Regions from separate parts of the Homo sapiens genome. Here region 2 is linked to region 1. The links are chromatin contacts, found by Hi-C or POLR2A ChIA-PET in ENCODE. All regions are on one chromosome and are shown on one strand. The core of a region is the stretch at or near the end of the contact, and the rest is flanking DNA. Distances in the headings are between cores, read along the strand shown.

Evidence for each region. A loop is a pair of places that touch in the nucleus more often than their neighbours do. ChIA-PET counts read pairs that join two places held with the same protein, here RNA polymerase II (POLR2A).
Region 2: a loop to region 1 is called in a map of Caco-2, with 2.7 times the contacts of the local background. The contact joins the promoter of ZKSCAN5 here to the enhancer-like site in region 1. A Hi-C loop is called at or near these places in 1 of 168 maps with a recorded cell type or tissue (Caco-2). POLR2A ChIA-PET finds 5 or more read pairs at or near these places in 2 of 52 experiments (PC-9 and T-cell).

The regions. Positions count from the first base shown.
Region 1 is chr7:99,692,206-99,694,905 of GRCh38, forward strand. The region is part of intron 14 of CYP3A7-CYP3A51P (CYP3A7-CYP3A51P readthrough); the gene reads right to left. It also overlaps a transcript of ZSCAN25 not described here and the pseudogene CYP3A51P. Among named protein-coding and RNA genes, the nearest start is that of CYP3A5, 14 kb to the left of the region's middle. Within about 2 kb of position 1,331, at least 5 of the 41 ENCODE cell types and tissues checked have a DNase peak (open chromatin) inside an H3K27ac peak, as active enhancers do; they include PC-9, where a contact is called at or near this core.
Region 2 is chr7:99,503,344-99,506,060 of GRCh38, forward strand. It overlaps ZKSCAN5 (zinc finger with KRAB and SCAN domains 5), which reads left to right and starts at 1,319. Exons shown (of 7, transcript NM_145102.4): 1 at 1,319-1,390; 2 at 2,662-2,717. The coding sequence starts at 2,702. RefSeq lists enhancers at 906-955, 1,346-1,525, 1,906-1,985.

The DNA.
Region 1 (2,700 bases), core at 81-2,580:
TATGTTGAATATTGACCCCCAATCTCTTCTGTTTTGTAGGGTTTCTGCTGAGAGATCTGCTGTTAGTCTGGTGGACTTCCCTTTGTGGGGAAGCCGACCTTTCTCTCTGGCTGCCCTTAACATTTTTTCCTTCATTTCAACCTTGGTGAATCTGATAATTATGTGTCTTGGGGTTGCTCTTTTTGAGGAGTATCTTTGTGGTGTTCTCTGTATTTCCTGAATTTGAATGTTGGCCTGCTTTGCTAGTTTGGGGAAGTTCTCTTGGATAATATCCTGAAGAGTGTTTTCTGACTTGGTTCCATTCTCCCTGTCCCTTTCTGATACACCTGTCAAATGTAGATTTGGTCTTTTCACATAGTCCCATATTTCTTGGAGGCTTTGTTCATTTCTTTTCACTTTTTTTTCTCTAATCTTGTCTTCTTGCTTTATTTCATTAGTTTGATCTTTGATCACTGATATCCTTTCTTACAGTTGATCGAATCGGCTATTGAAGCTTGTGCATGCATCACGAAGTTCTTGTACCATGGTTTTGAGCTGTCAGGTCATTTAAGGTCTTCTTGACACTGTTTATTTTAGTTAGCCATTCATGTAACCTTTTTCCAAGGTTGTTAGCTATCTTGTGATGGGTTAGAACATGCTCCTTTAGCTCGGATAAGTTTGCTAATACCGACCTTCTGAAGACTACTTCTGTCAACTCATCAAACTCATTCTCTGTCCAGTTTTGTTCCCTTGCTGGTGAGGAGCTGTGATCTTTCGGAGGAGAAGAGATGCTCTGTTTTTTGGAATTTTCAGCTGTTTTGCTCTGGTTTCTTCCCATCTTTATGGTTTTATCTATCTTTGGTCTCTGATGTTGGTGACCTACAAATGGGGTTTTGGTGTGGATGTCCTTTTTGTTGATGTTGATGCTATTTCTGTCTGTTAGTTTTTCTTCTAACAGTCAGACTCCTCAGCTGCAGGTCTTTTGGAGTTTGCTGGAGGTCCTCTTCAGACCCTGTTTGCCTGGGTATTACCTGCAGAGGCTGCAGAACAGCAAATATTTCTGCCTCATCCTTCCTCTGGAAGCTTCATCCCAGAGGGGCACCCGCATGTTTGAAGTGTCTGTCGGCCTCTACTGGAAAGTGGTTCCCAGTCAGGCTACAGGGGGGTCAGGAACACATTTGAGGAGGCAGTCTATCCGTTCTCAGAGCTCGAATACCGTGCTGAGAGAACCACTGCTCTCTTCAGAGCTGTCAGACAGGGACGTTTAAGTCTGCAGAGGCTGTCTGTCTCCTGTGTTTTGTTCTACTCTGCCCTGCCCCCAGAAGTGGAATCTACAGAGGCAGTAGGCCTTGCTGAGCTGCGGTGGGCTCCACCCACTTCGTGCTTCCAGGCCTCTTTGTTTACACAGTAAGCTACTCAAGCCTCAGCAATGGCTGATACCCCTCCTCTATCAAGCTGCAGCATATCAGGTGGATCTCAGACTGCTGCACTAGCAGTGAGCAAGTCTCCGTGGGTGTGGCACCTGCCGATCGAGGCACGGGAGGGTATCTCCTGGTCTGCCTGTTGCTAAGACTCAGTTGGAAATGCAGAAGTCACCTATCTTCTGCCTCAATCTTGCTGGGAGCTGCAGACTAGAGCTGTTCCTATTCGGCCATCTTGGAAATGCTTCCCTTGATTAATATTTCAAATATACTTAACCCTGCGTCTAATTGGGGCTGAAAACAGTTGAATCCAATGAAATCAGACTTGCTGGCAGTTAGAGGAATCTTATTTGGAGACATCATAAGGGAAAGGAGAGAAAACAGAGGAGGTATTTGAAATGGGAAATTTAAAATCACTCTTGAATTTTCTCAAAGTGCTGTAGATACTGAATGACTTATCATTGTGTGTAAACTAGGTAACTCCTTGTCTTTCTGATGCCTTTTTGCTTTTTCATGTATTGTCTCTAAAATCTCATAAATCCTTGAATGATCACCTCCAGGGGCACATGGGGAAACTGAGGCTGAGGGAAAGAGAGTGAGTGTCAGAAGGGAATGCACAGTCTTTTATCTCTGTTCATCATCCTTTTCATTTATTTCATCAGCTCGCTCTAGAATTCTAGCAGAATTAGGAAGTTACAGACATCAGGGACCTCTTTTAGTCTAGCAGATTTAGATAAGTCTGAGGCATGTTGTTGAGTGAGAAAAGGAGTGAGTGACAGAATGACAAAGTGGACTCACTTTCCAGTTTTCCAGCTTAACATGGAAGTTCTGAGAAAATGTCCCCTCTACACATTGGACACAGCAAATTACAACACTTGCTCAGCGTTTTCACTGAAACTGAAAAACAAACTTTCCTGTTTTCTACATTTCAGGGTTGATGTTTTACCTGTGCAAACAAAGATCCCAGGAATGTTTATCTTGGGGGGTACATCTACTAAAGAACTGACCTAGAAAAGGTGGCGGGGAAATTATTGCTTTTGCAAAGGGAAAAATATGAAATTCCTGGGCAGTAATTAGACAACAAAACCCTCACTTGGAAGAATTGGAATCAGGGAAACAAGCCTCAGGTATGCGGGAAAGATGATCTAAGCCACAGAGCTGACTACTGCTGCTGCTGGCCCTGTGGAGATAAGCTCATAATTTTCCATCCAGAGGCCAGGCCCTAGACAGAGCATCAGACCAGGTTAGGCACAAAGGCTCGACCAAAGTTCACAGTCCATGTGGCACATATGACATTTTA
Region 2 (2,717 bases), core at 69-2,568, 190 kb before region 1:
ATAGACATTAAACAACTTTATACGAGCAACAAAATTAAGCCATAGGTGCAAAATTCTATACCAACTCACTAACACACAAAATACGGGCATTGCAAACATTCACCGGGGGTTTGGTCCTAGATAGGAAGCTACTTAAAATGCAAGATTTTGGGCTCCCTGAAAAGAGACCTTTAACTTCTAAATATCTTCTCATCTTTTTGCAGATGCTGCAATTTCACAGCAGTTCCTTCCTTCGCGCCTGTAAAACAGTGGCAACAGTAACTCTTCTCCTGCCTGCCCATCAACTTTGTAAACTGCGCGGGGCGTAGGGGGAGGGGAGGGCTGGGGCCTGGAAACTATAAAGCACCATATGAAAAGGAGAGCACTGGGAGGTCGATGCGGGCGCATCACCTGAGGTCAGGAGTTCGAGACCAGCCTGGCCAACATGGGGAAACCCCGTCTCTACTAAAAATACAAAATAAGCCGGGCGTGGTGAGTGTGCCTGTAATCCCAGCTACTCGAAAGGCTGAGGCAGGAGAATTGCCCGAACCTGGGAGCAGAGGTTACAGTGAGCCGAGATCGTGCCATTGCACTCCAGCCTGGGGGACAACGAGACTCCGTCTCAAAAAACAAAACAAAACAAAACAAAAACGGGAGATTATTACTAAGAGATGGGGTCTCACTATGTTGCCCAGGCTGGAGTGCAATGGTGCGATCCCGGCTCACTGCATCCTCAGCCTCCCGGGTCCAAGTGATTCTCCTGCCTCAGCCTCCCAAGTGGCTGAGATTACAGGCTCGCGCCACCACGCCCAGCTAAGTTTTTGTATTTTTAGTAGAGACGGGGTTTCACCATGTTGGCCAGGCTGGTCTCGAACTCCTGGCCTCAGGTGATCCACCCACCTCGGCCTCCCAAAGTGCTGGCATTACAGGTGTGAGTCACCGAGCCCGGCCAAGGGAGGGTATTTCTAATAGACAGGGGTCTCGCTATGTTGCCCGAGCTGGTCTCGAACTCTTGGGCTCAAGCGATCCTGCTTCTTCAGCCTGTCCACTAGCTAGGCTTACAAGCGTGGGACCCCGCGCCTGGCTGAAGAGAGGTATCATTAAGGACGAGACCCCCTTGGCCAGGGAAGCCCTGCGTAAGCAACGCCCCTCTCTTCAAAGGGATGCCCCGCTCCCTCCGCCCACTCCCAGCCTTCCAGCCTTGGCTCCCGAGGACACGACTCCGGGCCCTGCCACCTTCTGATAGGCTCGCGAGACCGAGGCTGCAAAGAGAGCCGCCCCCCATTGGCCAACCGGCGAGTCCCGCGCGCCACCTCCTGGGAGATGTAGTTCCGGGAACAGCTGGCCCCTGCGACTCGCGGGTGTGACGTTGAAGATGTCGGCCTTCTGAGCCGACTGCGGTGGTCAAGAGGTGGGTTTGTTTGGAAAGTGGGTGGTGAGAGTAGCGAGGATGCGGGTGAAGAAAACCTAAGGGCCCCAAATTCAACATAAGCGAGGTTTGCGGGCTGTCAGCAAGGTACAGACCTACTTCAAATCGGGGCGCAGAGCGTTGGGGGTGGGGGAAGGCGCAAGCTCCCCGGCCAATCAGACACGAGCAACCTCAGCCCAACTCTGGAGGCCCCGCCCCCTTCCCCGCCCCACGGAAAGGGGAGGAGCTTGGGCTGTTTGAATGGCTTTGGGATGGAGCAGGGGAGAGAGTGGCTCCGTTTGCCTCCCCGCTTTGGTGATGCTGTGCGAGCGGCTTCGGGGGCCCTGGAGACGTCCGAGTCACTGAGGGTGGGCTGGGACTCGGGGCCCGCGTCCCATCTCCCCGCCGATTGGTCCGCCCCCCGTGCGAGGTGAGGTCCTCCGGGATTCCTAGAGAGGACGCGGAAGTGCTTTCGGGGGGGGGTGGGATCTAACGGTTTAACCCCGTTGGACAGGGCAAGATTGGACTTGGTTACTTCCGGCGAGGAAGTGTTGGGGAGTGTCGGCTTCGGTTTCTCTCCGTGGGAAGAACCGCATCTTCCCAGCCTCGGCTGCGGGGAGCTTGATGTTCCAGGAGAGCTCCCCTAGAGTGGGGCCTTGAGGGGAGGGGGCAGGGGCTTCGTGACTGGACGGGGGTCCTGTCCCTAACCTTGACCGGGCCACAGTCTCTGTATCTCGGGGTCAGGGGCCATTCTGAGGAATCCAGGTCCAGATCTGTACCTTATAAACGCTGCTTCTCTTTGGGACCGATGGAGTCTCCCCTTGGCCTGTCAAGCTCTTGTAGCTTAGAGAACAGGCTCAGTTTTGACCATTATAATGATTTTCACCCTTATTCCGACTTAAGTTCGTCTTATGGTAGAGAGAAAGAGCGGCTGCGTCTGGACTAGTTAGTCTCGTCCCGTTATTTATATGGAATGTAAAGTTCTTCACTCTAAAACTGTGTTTTAGGTTGGGCCTGATGTCAGATTTGTATGGCTCTCTTTTACACTTTTAAAATGTTGGGGTTATTCCTTATTATCATTTTGTGGGTGAAGTGATGGCTACCTTGTAGTACCTATTTTTAAGTAAATTACTTTGTTGAGTGGTCGTCTTTAGTATAGATGACCTCTTTGCCATCTGTCTTTGCTAATAATGATGCCCAATACATCAGTAGGTTGCATGCTACTGAAAGTGTCCTTCAGAAGATATTAAAGAGCAGAAAAACAATTGTTTCAGTGTAACACAGCCAGCCTCGAAGACTTCCCTCTGAGTTGGAATGATAATGACCGAAT